5 separate regions of the Homo sapiens genome follow, and regions 1, 3, 4 and 5 are each linked to region 2. The links are chromatin contacts, found by Hi-C or POLR2A ChIA-PET in ENCODE. All regions are on one chromosome and are shown on one strand. The core of a region is the stretch at or near the end of the contact, and the rest is flanking DNA. Distances in the headings are between cores, read along the strand shown.

Region 1 (2,700 bases), core at 67-2,566, 780 kb after region 2:
CCCATTCATATGCATTTCACTCCACATGGCCCATAATTATTCTCTGGAAATACAGACCTCACACCTATTCATCCTCCTACTTTAAACCTCTCATCAACTGCCACGGCCCAGGGAACAAAATAGAAACTCCTTCATTTAACATTGAAAATGCATCACAAATCCCAATTAACTCTCTAGTCTCATTTTCTTCAATATTGCTCCAAGTATGCTGTCAAGGGTATTTTCTGATGTAAAGTAGATCTTTGGGGACCTGTCTTGTTTTCTTTAACTTATTTAATTTACTCTCTCATATCTTGATAATTATATACTTTGCTTAAAATAACAAAGAATTTCTTCTAAAACATTCTGCAATTTAAACCCATTCTCTAAGACTACTTTGTACCATTGTTATCCGGAATTAGTGGTCCTTTCACGAGAAGAAATAATTACCTTCTATAGAAGCAGAAGTAAAATGTACATTGCCAAAAGCACACTGTGGGCCAGGAAAGGAGTTCCTTAAGGGCAGGATCCTAAAATAGTCTTCTGGGAGTTTCTAAAATCTCTTTCCTTGGAGGCCTCCAAGACCAGTGGCAAAGCTAAATGAGGTGGAGATTGGCGGGCGGCGGGGGTGGGGGGGCTTGTGAACAGCCTTGCTAGGAAAAGGGAAAGGAACTTTAGGTCTCAGCTGGCAATCAGGAAACTTCAGCGTCTCAGGCGTCTTTCTGCACTAACCATAGGTGAAAATATCTGCTGGCACCAGATTCTAACAGTATCTCATAGATCGGAATTTCACAAACCTGCCACAATTGACATTTGGGGCTGGATACTTCTATTATGGGCAGTGTCTTATATATTGTAGGATGCTTTTTGCAGCATCTCTTGTCCTCATCTATTAGAAATAAATAGGCCAGTCACAGTGGCTCATGCTTGTAATCCCAGCACTTTGGGAGGCTGAGGTGGGAGGATCGTTTGAGCCTAGGAGCCCAACCAGCCTGGGCAACATAGCAAGACCCCATTCTCTACAAAAAATAAGAAAAAAGAATTTGCCGGGCATGATGGCACATTGCCTGTAGTCCCAGCTACTCAGAAGGCTGAGGCGGCAGGGGGTGGGGACATGGAAGGTCGAGGCTGCAAAGAGCTGTGATAGTGCCACTGCATTCTGGCCTGAGCAACAGAGCGAGACTGTCTCAAAAAAAAAAAAAAAAAAAAAAAAAGGAAATAGCACCTCTTCATTTGTGAAAACCAAAATGTGTCCTGACATTGACATGTGTCCCCTGGGGGCAAAATCGCCCACAGCTGTTAATCACTGCTATAAATTCACTTCCTCAAAGATCACCATCACTTCTGAACTGTCTTTCTTCTTCTAAATAAAAACAAAATATCCTTGACCACACAAAGTGAAAACCATACCAACAAAGACAAGCATTTTTCTGTAAAGATACCAAAAGAATAGCTTCTGACAAGGGTCCACATATTTATTGTTACCATTGCAAATAACAAAACAGAAAGTGACAGGTAGATAGACAGAACATATTTGCTTCTTGCTCAACTTAATAGGAAGCCACCTGCAATCTCATCTCTCTCCCGTCTCTCAGTAGCATCTGGGATCTCACTGACATACCAGTATCTGACCCTGGGAAAGTCATCTGCTGAGCCACTGCCCAGGGGTGGAGCTGGGACACTTCAGGTGCTACTTCAACACAAACTGATGACATGGGTACACATACAAGGAAAGAGCACAGGTACAACTAAATTTCAAGGTCCATTAGCAGCACAAAGAGGGGGAAATTGCACTTCCAAATGCAAGCCCTGGAACTCAGCAGGGACATTTTTCATTTTCAACTTTCAAATGGTAAGAATAATAATAATGGTTGCTGTTTTTAAGAACAGCTTCCAAATTCAAATACATTGCACTTCAACCCCAAATACTAGAAAGTGTTGCATATCGCTCCCCACTTTGGAAAAAATGCAGGGTTGCTGTAAGTTCAACTTGGATTAAATACCAGGAAACTGTCGCTTGAGTTATACCTGTACCTTTGATTTTGTGGTTCTGCTTCCCAAGTGACCTTGCAATTATTAAGTCATCACAACACCACTTGGATGCTATCATTATGGTTTTGGCTTTTAAGGAACAGTCAGCACTGGCCAGTTATTCAGCTGACCTTGAATGACAACTCTTTATTGAGAGTATAAATAAATGTGTACACATGCACATACATACACTACCCCGTAGAGAGCTACACAATGTTCTTGTCCTCTAAAGTATCACAATCTAGGATTGTAACTATCACATCTAGGATTGTAACTATCACATCCTATGAAGCCTCCACATCCCATAACCATTGATGGGAAGTTCAGTCCTGACCAACAAAAAAGGCAGTCCCACTTCTTAGGCGGTGTCTGCTAAGGTCTGAGAACTAGGGAAACGAAATACCAAGTCCGACTTCTAGGCAAATCACCACAAATGTAAATTGAGAAGAAGAACTATAAGAAGAAACTCTTCCAGGTGGTGAAACCAAATGCTGTTCCCTCCAATAGAAACCAATCCATGTGAGCAATATTTACTGAATTATCTTCAACAGGTAAGGCTACAATCAAGACACTATGGGCAGAACAAAGATATATCAGACATTCAGTCCTTAGAAGGCAAGCATTTTCATGATCAGATATGTATACTTTTTACCTTTTCCCCATTTCAGGTACATGACAAAGAACCACAGA
Region 2 (2,700 bases), core at 36-2,535:
CATCCACAAATTTCCTCTCCCAACCAGAAAGATTATAAAATGCTGTAACAGCGTAAACACTGACTTCAACACCCAGGAAACTGAAGGGTTTCTGTGACACTTAACAGAAACCTTCTCGATCTAAGCTATCACTCCTCCACAAACTTGGCTTTCAACTAATTTCAGTAATAGAACAGTTTCACCCAGACAGCTGTTCATCTGAATTTGACAGGCACAGGAAGCCTGGGCACAGTACCCACTTTAATGTAACAACTTAAATCAAAGCATTCCAAAACCATATGCAGACTTTTTAAAAAGGTTATTCTAAAAGACAGGATGGGCGGAGGCTCACGCCTGTAATCTCAGCACTTTGGGCGGCCCAGGCTTGAGCCCAGGAGTTCAAGACTAGCCTGGGCAACACAGCGAGATCTTTAAAAAATTAGTTGGGCGTAATAGCGCGTGCCTGTGGTCCCAGCTCCTCCCGAGGCTAAAGCGGGAGCTTCACTTGAGCCTAGGAGTTCGAGGCCGCAGTAAGCTATGACCTCGCCACTGCACTCCGGCCTGGGCGGACAGACTGAGACTCTGTCTCCAAAAATAAATAAAAATAAAAAATTAAAGACAGCATGGAGATGGTGGGAGTGTGACAGATGGACAACTACCAATACTCTGAAGAAAGACTTCCTCCTGAAAAGGGTATACCAACGTACACGGGATGAGGTGCGGCACAACCTACCAAGTTTACTGCTTACGATAATGAGTTAAACGGTAATGAAAACCGGAACGGTTGTTGCAGCCTCGGAAATTTTTCTTGCGAGTGGGTAACAACCAGAAAACCAAAGTCTAAGGGAAGCGGTCTGACAGGAGAGAAAACAAAACTTTCTGAGAGCCTGAGCCTCAGGGATTGGCTGACGGGGGCGGGCCGGGTGTTGCCAGACGCGAGACGCGGAAGAGGCTTGCGGTTGACCAAAGAAGACTGGGGGAGGAGACCCGGGACCCACGGTATTACCGTTCCCGCACAAGTGGCGTCACTTGTGGTGTGTCTGGGGTCAGGGAAGCGGCTAGGGGACGCCAGGGCCCATGGGAGCTGGTAACCAAAAATGCGATTCACTCACCTTTCCCATTCCGAGGCAGTGGTGAAGTCCGTGATCTCAAATACCTCGGATTCGGGCTGCGGGAAGGGGAAGGAGAGAAAAAGAAATTAAGCCCCAAGGCGAAGACATGAGGAACGAATTTAGATAGTGACAAGGATTAAGTAGGGAGCAAAGAAATCACCTCACTGTCGGCAGCCATCTTGAGGAGCGCCGGGCCTGGCGCTAAGGCTGCCGGGAAGAAGAGCGAAAGAGAACGGGGCGCGTCCCCGCCCCCGGAGCCCCCGCCCCCTGTTCATGAGTCTTGCCCTAGTAAGTAGGAGTGCTGCTTCTTCGCCCAGGTCTGTTAAGTCTTTAGTCCGCCCTCAGCTGGTTAATAAAACTCCGCTCTAGCTGGTTTCATAAAACTTGAAAATTTCCTGTGATGAATACAGAAAGGGAACAGAAGCCAAGGTGATAGGACAAGACCCTAAACTCATGTGGATAAGATTGTATTAAAAAACCTAAAGCATGTTGGGTTTGTTTTCATTCAACCCATATTTGTAGTTAGTACCAATTAGCTTACACTTTAACTATTGGGTTTCTTTTCATTCACCCTCTATTTATTGATTGTAAGGCAATAAACTAGGTGCTGTAATACCACTTCTACCCTCTGCCCCTGACCCTGCAAGAAGTTGCTCAGTTGATTGTCCTGAAATAAAATCATACTAGTTACCTGGTTTCTGGGAAGAGCAACATGGTGTTCAACAAACGCTTCATTTTTTTTTTTTTTTTTTTTTTTTTTTTTTTTTTTTTGAGACGGAGTCTTGCTCTGTCGCCCAGGCTGGAGTGCAGTGGCACGATCTTGGCTCACTGCAAGCTCCGCCTCCCGGGTTCACGCCATTCTCCTGCCTCAGCCTCCCGAGTAGCCGGGACCACAGGCGCTCGCCACCACGCCCGGCTAATTTTTTGTATTTTTAGTAGAGATGAGGTTTCATCGTGTTAGCCAGGATGGTCTCGATCTCCTGACCTCATGATCTGCCCACCTCGGTTCTGTCGCCAGGCTGGAGTGCAGTGGCGCGATTTCGGCTCACTGCAATCTCTGCCTCCTGGGTTCAAGTGATTCTCATGCCTCAGCCTCCCGAGTAGCTGGGATTACAGGCATGCGCCACAACACCCAGCTAATTTTTGTATTTTTGGTAGAGATGGGGTTTCACCATGTTGGCCAGGATGGTCCCGATCTCCTGACCTTGTGATCCGCCCCCCTCGGCCTCCCAAAGTGCTGGGATTACAGGTGTGAGCCACTGTGCCTGGCCTTGTCTTTATTTTAACACCTTCAAGTTATTTATATATATTCTGCATCTGAGCTTTATATTGTTTATATATGTAGCAAATACCTTCTCCCACTCTGCAGCTTGCTTTTTCACTATTTTTTTTTCAGACTGGTGCTCTAAAAAAGCAGACACTACAATTCCAAGCTGGCGAAGTCTCTGAAGTCCAACTGGAAGTGCTAGGGCAAAAATTATGCATCAGGAAATGCGTAGCCCCTTGTACTACTGCCTTGCTCCGTCAATCATTGGCCAGGATCTCCCCAAGAAAACAGTGGCCTTGGCTATCACTGTTTGCTCAGTTTTTGGCTGGAGGAAGCACTCCA
Region 3 (2,700 bases), core at 188-2,687, 800 kb after region 2:
GTGTATATATGTGTATATATATGTATATATGTATATATATGTATATATATATTTGTGTGTGTATGCAAAGTATCAGAAAAATACACACTGAAATGTTAATTGTGGTTATTGCCTGGAGTAGTAGACTTATGTGTAATTTTTTTCTTTTTTTGCTTGTCTACAGCTTCCAACTTTTTCTATATTAAACATAAAAGAAAAATAAGTTACATCCCATATGTGTATTTTTTTACTCTTTCTGATTTCAAAAAGAATTCTGAAAAAAATTCTTTAAAGAAAAAGCAACAAGTACACAAAGATTCCTTTCAAAGTGAGGGCAGTTAGAGACAAGGGCAAGAAGAAGAGCAACATAACCTCAAGAAGCCAAAGGTTAAAACTCACCAGCATGCAAGTGCCAGTGTCATATTTATTGGCTGGAGGGAGGAACACAATTGGCTCTAAGTTTACTGGCTTCCATAGAACATTCCTCCCCATCCTCTTCACCTCACCCCCACCAGCCTTAATTAAGTTTTGTTTAGGGAAAGATGAGAATATTTTTCAGCATTCCCTGAACTCACTCCCACATGAGATCACATGGTTCCTGAAATGTGTTCAGGGAGAAGGAGCTAGCTGCAAACACAACCAATAGAGCCCTAACTATACTAACCCACTGACTCCAGGGGAAAGTGTGTCTGCATACACCAGCTCAGAACCCCCAAAATGGCATTGCTTTAATTTCCTAAAGATGCCTCTCTGTGTGCAATTCACTGCTTATGAAGGCAGTGGCAAAGGACATTCAGTCCATGACAAGACCATATCTGGGAGCTTCTAGGGCCATTTCAAGGCCAAGGCACACTTTAATGGAGAGGTCCCAGAAACAGTGCTTACCATAAGCTGTCATGACTCCAGCGTATGGCCCATCCACCACATTCCTGTTTTCTTCTGCCAGTGCCTTGATGTACCTTTTGCTGAGGTCCAGGATCTGCTCGCGCAGCATGGAGCTGCTTTCAGGCTGAGTTCGCTGCTGGATGGTAAAGTGCAGAAGCATCATACCCCAAATGAAGCCAAAAGTCACCAGGAAAAAGCCCAGCTTCTGAGAGGACAACTTCCACGGAGTGAAGAGAGCCATTGCTCTCTGGCAACTTCACCTGTCCTTGGCTCTTAACGCGTAGAAGATAGACACAAATTCATGGTGTAGGTTGAGTGTGAGAGTCTGCTGGTCTCACTCTGGCTCCTGTGTCAGCTGGTTGCCTTTCCTCACTTCCATTCTGCTGTGAAGGAGGAGAAGAATTAGCCAAGTGGTCATGGCACAATACAGCAAAATAAACCAGAAGCCATGTTTTCACTTGAATACCTCTAAGTAAAATGTCAACTCTTAAATTTGCTGGTTCAATATCTTATGATTCAGGAACTGTAAGCTGAGGGGAAATCTGGCTAGGCAACAAGAAGCTAAGCAATTATGAAGGGGGAAGTGTGCGTCTGCGTGTGTTAACAGGTGTAGTGGGGCTGTTCCAGCCTGGACCAAATTCAAAACAGGAAGTTTGTTTTGCAAGGTGGGGAGGAGACAGAAGGATATTTGGCGGAATGTCAGCAAAAACGGGGAGGGTGGAGTCATATCACCATCAGGCCCTTTTGTGTGCCTGTAACTTAAGCTTACAAAGTCATTATTATGTGCTTCTGGCAAGGACTAGAACATGCAACTGGTGAGGTGAGCAAGAAAGTGGATGCCCCCTTGGGGGTAACTAGACAAAGAAGAGGTAGATTGCTACATCTTATTTGAGCATGGCCAGCTTTCACCATCAGTGTTTAGTGATGAGATGGCTCTCTCAGGGCCACCAGGCAACCTCTCTAGGTGCACCAGCACAGAGAAGATATGCCAGAGGTACAAGCAGGGGTATTGCTTTCCCAGCTACATGAGGAAAAGGTACACCTCACTGCTCACTTGCATGCTGTAGCACAAGAAATGTGGAACACCTGGCAGGCAGATTTTCTGTGGTTCTCACTTTCACTCCCACCATGAGGCAAAATGAGACATTAAAAGGCAGAGTAGTTTCAATATTAATGCAGCCAGATCCTATCTAATGCCAGCACAGACCAGGCCACTCTTCTCAATCAGGGCTTCCCAACAAGTAGGACCTGAGCATAGGTTGCAAATGGTTACCAGCATGCCCACCCCTTCAGCCAGAGTCCTGGGCCCAATACCAGTCAGCTTACGAATAGCGCCATTTTCTAAGTGCCACTCAAGGGAGAGGCTGAGCAATGATCCGATCCCTTATAAGAGACTAACCCAGGCTGTACTTCAGAGTGTACATACATGCTTCAGTCAAAGGATTCTTCTTTGCAAGCGGCCCAAAAGAAAATGGTAGCAGGATCTTGAAGCAATTAGCTTTCAGAGCCCTGGATCACTGTTGGTCTGCCTCTTACTGTTTTCCCATTGCCTATCAACAGAGTAAAAATAAATTATAAATTCTAGCTATATCCCAGATATTGTGACATACCATCTTTTGTGGCTTTGCTCACTGAATCCTCAGAAGTTCTATATGGTAAGAAGTATGAATATTATCGTCTCTGTTTTATTAGAAACATGAGAAAATAAAGGTAAAAGGTGATTAACTTGGCAAAGGTCAGCCAGCTATGTGGCAGAGGACTGATCATCTAGGCATGGCCCAGGGGTTATTAAACCATGCCCCACCTTCCCTACATCATCCTCACTCCCCCAACAGC
Region 4 (2,730 bases), core at 4-2,503, 830 kb after region 2:
ACAGAAAGCAAAAAACAGCAGCAGCGTGCATACACATACACATACGCACTAAGGACAGAAAATCTAACCCAGTGTAATCTGAGGCCCTCTTAAGGAAAACAGAGAGGAGACCAAATGTAGATGGGGCACAATGGGCTGGCTAAGCCATCACAAATCAGCTCTTAATTACAGACTGAAGCCTTCCTGGTGTGTGGAGCAGATTTCCTGGCACTGGCGGGAGACATCCCCCCACCAACCCCAACAACTATTATTGGGCCATCCTGCTCCTTTCCATTAGTGCAGGAAACAAGGCAGAGACACCATCTTGTGTGCCTTTTATCTGAGCCATTTATGGCAGAGACAGGTCATTTCATTTGGTCGGGGTGGGGGATACATGGGAAAGAAAAACGGAGTGAATGTGCCCAAGGACACTACTCTGAAACTAGAGCTGCATTTGGAAATGCAGTCTCCTGAAATGAGAGGCTGGCGAAGAACTAGTTTTCCATCGAAGAGCATACAGCTATGCAACACTATTACACTGTAATTTCATGCAGAATATAAAGTCCTACTTACCATTCTGAGCCTCCTCAACTACTCTGCTGGTCCTCCTTCCAAGAACAGGGGTACGTATGTCATGCATTTGCTGCCTTCACAAGATAATGAACTTGCAACAGCCCAGGTACTGTGGCATTACTTAATAATGCTAATATTAGTATTTATGCTGTGCCAAGCTCCATTTAAATTCCTTTACTCCTATGAATTCAGTTGTTCCTCTCAATAACTCAACCAAGTAAGGGAGTAGTGCCATCTCCACTTCACAGAGGAAACAGGTCAAGAAAGTTCAAGAAAGTAACTCTCTCGCTCAAGGGACAGGAGGCAGGAACAAGATTTGAAACCAATACTCCTAACAACTTCACCAGAAGTTCCCAAATTCAAACACTCCCACTTTACTGTGTTTTTGTGATTCCGTAATTTTTTCAGGATCTCCTAAAAGAACTCATAAAAGCTCCATTTACTGAGTAGTTAGGTCCCAACAACTTAGTAGTGATGGTTAAGTGGTGCCTGACAGATGTCTCTCTGTGTTTCCTCAAAGTTTTAAAATATCCCATGCCAGCCTTGTGACTTTGCTGTGGCACTCCGGGGCACCTCAGGACAGTTTGGAATTCACACAACTATACTATCCCGGCTTCCTCATTCTGGTGAGGAAAAAGCATTAGGGTGCAATAATTGAACTGTCTGTTCGTTAAAGTAGATGAGTCACCGGCATGGGAGAGAGAAGAATCCTGTTAACTTCCTTCTTAGCCATCAAAAACATCTGAGCCCCTTAGCTCTCACAGCAGGTTTTCCCACCTGGCCCAGGTGGGCTTTTCCAGCCTTGTCTCCTGCCACTCCCACCCCTACAGTAAACTGTGCACTGCAGAAGCAGCTACACAAGCCTTGTTGCCCACCTTGGGCCCCTCTGCACCTGCCACATGTGCTCTCTTCTTGCTTTCTCGCTCAGCCATTTCCTGCTCCTGGGTGACTGAGCTCCTCCTTGATGAAGCCGCTGCACCCCGACAGGTGGCTCGCTGCTACTTCCTCTGGGTTCCCAGCCCACTCCACCGCACTCACACCTCCCTGGGCTTCCTCAAATTCTCTAATTACTGGCCACTGACATGTCCATCTCCCCTGGCCCTTTGCTTATCAACTTCTGCAAAGTAGGACTGGGATCTTACTCATCTCTGTGGCTTTCCCAGAGACTATGGACAGTAAATGATACACAGCCTTTAAGAAGTTTTAATTAGTAAAGAATGGAACAACAGAATGAAGCATTGCTTAAGGAACCACGTGAAGTATAACAGAATCAATGAATAAAAGAAAGGATGTGGCAGGCTAATCGAATGAATAGTCCCAATTAAGAGTCTCCCTGTATCCCATTCCCCTTGCAATAAGACTCAACAGCAACTCCCATCAACAAGTCTATATCCTTACCCTTTGAATCTGGGCTAGTCTTGCACCTTGCTTTGGCTGATAAAATGCAGAAGTCACAGTACACCAGGTCCCAACCTGGGCCTCCAAAGGTACTGCATGCTTCTACTTCCTTCTTAGAACCAAGCAGATGGCCTGGGCTAGCCTGCCACAGGACGGCAGACCATGTGGAAGGGAGCCCCGTGGAACCCATCCTAGACCAGATCCAGCCAGCCTACCCCTCAAATACATAAGAAAGCCCAGCTGAGACCAGCAGCCTGACCCCTCACCCTGCCCCCTGCATCAGTAGTGAACCCAGCTAAGACTAAAAGAACGACCCAACTCACCCACAGACTAGTGAACACCAATGAAGGCTTACTGTTTTAAGCCATTAAGTTTTGGGACAGGGTGTCATGTGGTAACAGTTAACTGATACGTTGAATTAATGAACAGCCTAATTTATGATAGTGAAGTTCCTAGGAGGCTGGGGTTATGAGTCTTTGTTCTGTGTCAGACTGAGAACCACAGTTCTTAAACATGGTGTTGCAACAAGTCGAGATACATCAAGATCTGCTGTGGGGGCATTTGCACAAAGTATTTCTGAATTTTGCAAGTGATTAAGTTAGTGTAGATTCATCATCACCCTCATCTATACCACTGTGACTCACTTAAGCTTTCTTGAAAAGGAAAGTGGAAGAGTAGGACCAAGAACCTGCTTCTCATTTCCACTGACACCTTCTGCCAGCCAGTAATAGTAACAGCAGTGTTTATTAATCACCTGTCTTATTCTCCCCCTATGTACAT
Region 5 (2,713 bases), core at 204-2,703, 660 kb after region 2:
TCCTTATGCTTGGCAGCTCTTACCAGCAGTCTCACAGAAGGGGTGGCATTAATTACTCAGAGTGGAGACAGGGGAGAATTGGTCTCTGTCTGTAAATAGCCTTTACACAGGCAGGCCAGCCCTCCCACACTGATCTGAGGTAATCTGGCCTTTTCTGGGGCCCTATCCATATTTGTGTAAAATTTAGCAGGCAGTTTGGGGTCAAGAATGAAGTAATCTGTGTTTTTATTCCAGTTCTCTGACTAACTTCTTATGGGACTTCGGCAAGTTCCCAAAGTTCAGTTTTCTTATCTGTAAAATGAAGGAATATTAAACCTGCCCTATTATCTCACGTGGGTATTCACGGAAACAAATGAGATTTTTAAATTATTATGTGAAGGCACATTCTTTCACAAACTCGCTGTCCCCAAGGCTCATGCATCTGAAAGAGCTCTACCCAGCACTTAGTTATGGCTGAGATTGGGGACACCATGGACCTCAGAGGATGCAATGCCTTCGTGTGGTGTGGGGCAGACCCATCCCTCACCAAGGGCTTTCTGTCCTAGATGCTGGGTCCACTGACCCAGGGGTGCCCCCTTCTGGGTGGGACAGCATAGGCTGGTTTCCACTATGCCACATCACTAAGGTGCATTTCTAATTTTAAGCTCTAGTTGTAGGGCTGTGCTTGCTAAATTTCCTTGCTGAGGCACTCAGCCCCATGCCATATGCATTAATACCCATGGCTTCATGATGATGGATGTGTCCACTGGTAATAATGCACATAATCTCTCCCCTCAGAATACCGAGTGTCAACATGCTGTTGTTGTAGGCGGGGACTTGACACGTGACAAACCAGGCCACTTAAAACACAAGACTCTCTTGGGCTCCTTCCTTCCCCTGCTCCCACCAAGCTAAGAACAAACTTCTAAATTCCAGGCACGATCTCTTTGTGTTTGAGGTGTACAGATTGAGATTCTGATTCAGGTATAGCAGCGTAAGGTCCCTTTAAAGGACAGCTGACCACCAGGCTTTAAATGAAGAGCTGATTTTTAAGACAGAAGCTAAAAATATCCTCTCCATCTCTCTCCTCAAAATAAATCACATGCCTCTTGAAATTTATTCACCTCATTCCTGATTTCTTAAAAACATGAAGATAGCAAAATAAAAGTGATCACTCTAATTAGAGTACCTTCCAATCTAAAATGCTGCAAATAAACATATTTGAAAGGAAAAGCAGCTGAAGTGTCTAATTTGCAAGCAGCAGTTTGAAAACAGGAACAATTAAAATACACTGGTAAAGCAAAGCTGAGGTCTCATACTCATCAATGGTTTCAGAAAATCTCTCACTTTCTACGTCCTCCTCCCCATTTCTCAGGCAGCTTCTGAGTGCTGAAGCTCTGCCCTGTTACCAATGCCAACACGACACACCCTATAGAGAGGTGTGTCTATAAGAAAAAGGGAGAAGGACCCAGAGCCAGGAAACCAGGATTTCAAACTTTGACATTGCCCTTTGCTGGCTATGTGCCCTTGGGAAGTGGTTTCACCCACCTGCACCTGGACTCTTCAGGTAATAACCACCCTCCCTCCTGGAGAGGCCCAAAGGATCACATGAGATAATGTGGTTAAGTGACTCAAACTACAAAGGATTCTTCTCATGACTTCTCAACCTTGTGGTTCTATTCTAGCCAAGTCTTTCTTGTCCATCCCACGTCCAGGATTGTTACAGACTAATTGTCTGTGTCCCCCAAAATTCATATCCCCGCTATTGAAATCCTTATCCCCCCTGTGATGGTACTAGGAGGTGAGGCCTGTGGGAAGTAAAGAGGTCACAAGGGTGAAGTCCTCATGGATAGGAATAGTGCCCTTTTAAGAAGAGACCAGAGATCTAGGTCACTCTTTCCACCAGGTAAGGATAAGACATTGGCTGTCTGTAACCCAGAAGAGGGCCCTCACCAGAACCCAACCATAGTGGCACCCTGATCTCAGACTTTCAGCCTCCAGAACTGTGAGAAATAAATTTCTGCTATTTATAAGTCACCTAGTCTATGGTACTTTATCACAGCAGCCCAAACACTCAGCCAAGGCTAACTAACTGTAGTTTCCAGTCTTTGTTCAAGACACTCTCTCCTGCTTAGAAGTGCCATCCTGCCATTCACCACCCCAGGTAAGACCCCTTTTGAAGAGCTCCAAGTGGTAGCCTCTTTTGGATGGTTTCCTCAAGCAGATCACTAACGGCACCACCTACCTCCTCAACTCTCTCAGCACTCAATCCCCATCCCCAGCCAATGGAGCCCTAATCCTCTGCTTATTGCTGTCTCCCACCTGGTTAAACACTGCTTGAGAGTTCAATATGTCCCCTCCTCTTACTTGATTCCAAGCTTCAGTGGGGCAAGGACCTGATCAGATATTCTAGATCAACAGCATCTGAAGTTGCTCAATTGACACATGCTAAAAGAAATAGGAGTCCAAGAAACGAAGACCTTTAGGGTCTGAAACAAGACAAAGAGAGGCAAAAGTCTGAGAGATGGCATAAAAGATGCTAAAGAAGAGACGTTTATCCAGTAAAAGAAACCATACAGAGAGGTTGGAAATGGCCCACTTCAGTGGAGACCTAGGCCCAAATAACTTGCTATGTTAAAGGAACTCTGCAGCAACTATTTTTACCAAAAATCAGTGACCATTATATTTCACTTAGATTTGGGGGCGGGAGGGTTAGGGGGAAGTGTTTTCAGAC

The links. A loop is a pair of places that touch in the nucleus more often than their neighbours do. ChIA-PET counts read pairs that join two places held with the same protein, here RNA polymerase II (POLR2A). Pooled maps may share reads with other maps.
Region 1: a pooled map shows a loop between it and region 2 (4-fold over the local background). The contact joins the enhancer-like site here to the promoter of RAB3GAP1 in region 2. A Hi-C loop is called at or near these places in 2 of 37 single-sample maps with no recorded cell type and 6 of 50 pooled maps.
Region 3: a map with no recorded cell type shows a loop between it and region 2 (3-fold over the local background). The contact joins the promoter of MGAT5 here to the promoter of RAB3GAP1 in region 2. A Hi-C loop is called at or near these places in 2 of 37 single-sample maps with no recorded cell type and 5 of 50 pooled maps. POLR2A ChIA-PET finds 5 or more read pairs at or near these places in 1 of 52 experiments (activated T-cell).
Region 4: a loop to region 2 is called in a pooled map, with 4 times the contacts of the local background. The contact joins the enhancer-like site here to the promoter of RAB3GAP1 in region 2. A Hi-C loop is called at or near these places in 6 of 50 pooled maps. POLR2A ChIA-PET finds 5 or more read pairs at or near these places in 2 of 52 experiments (HCT116 and activated B cell).
Region 5: a map with no recorded cell type shows a loop between it and region 2 (7-fold over the local background). The contact joins the enhancer-like site here to the promoter of RAB3GAP1 in region 2. A Hi-C loop is called at or near these places in 1 of 37 single-sample maps with no recorded cell type and 2 of 50 pooled maps. POLR2A ChIA-PET finds 5 or more read pairs at or near these places in 2 of 52 experiments (PC-9 and activated CD8-positive, alpha-beta memory T cell).

What each region holds. Positions count from the first base shown.
Region 1 is chr2:134,274,072-134,276,771 of GRCh38, reverse strand. All of the region lies in intron 2 of MGAT5 (alpha-1,6-mannosylglycoprotein 6-beta-N-acetylglucosaminyltransferase), which reads right to left. Among named protein-coding and RNA genes, the nearest start is that of MGAT5, 21 kb to the right of the region's middle. Within about 2 kb of position 1,316, at least 3 of the 41 ENCODE cell types and tissues checked have a DNase peak (open chromatin) inside an H3K27ac peak, as active enhancers do.
Region 2 is chr2:135,050,877-135,053,576 of GRCh38, reverse strand. It overlaps RAB3GAP1 (RAB3 GTPase activating protein catalytic subunit 1), which reads right to left and starts at 1,285. Exons shown (of 24, transcript NM_012233.3): 1 at 1,252-1,285; 2 at 1,092-1,147. The coding sequence starts at 1,269. RefSeq lists an enhancer at 573-712.
Region 3 is chr2:134,252,809-134,255,508 of GRCh38, reverse strand. It overlaps MGAT5 (alpha-1,6-mannosylglycoprotein 6-beta-N-acetylglucosaminyltransferase), which reads right to left and starts at 1,437. Exons shown (of 16, transcript NM_002410.5): 1 at 865-1,437. The coding sequence starts at 1,105.
Region 4 is chr2:134,217,959-134,220,688 of GRCh38, reverse strand. It overlaps a transcript of MGAT5 not described here. Among named protein-coding and RNA genes, the nearest start is that of MGAT5, 35 kb to the left of the region's middle. RefSeq lists an enhancer at 1,670-1,739 and a silencer at 2,644-2,713. Within about 2 kb of position 1,253, at least 11 of the 41 ENCODE cell types and tissues checked have a DNase peak (open chromatin) inside an H3K27ac peak, as active enhancers do.
Region 5 is chr2:134,390,716-134,393,428 of GRCh38, reverse strand. The region is part of intron 10 of MGAT5 (alpha-1,6-mannosylglycoprotein 6-beta-N-acetylglucosaminyltransferase); the gene reads right to left. Among named protein-coding and RNA genes, the nearest start is that of MGAT5, 140 kb to the right of the region's middle. RefSeq lists an enhancer at 1,367-1,476. Within about 2 kb of position 1,453, at least 3 of the 41 ENCODE cell types and tissues checked have a DNase peak (open chromatin) inside an H3K27ac peak, as active enhancers do.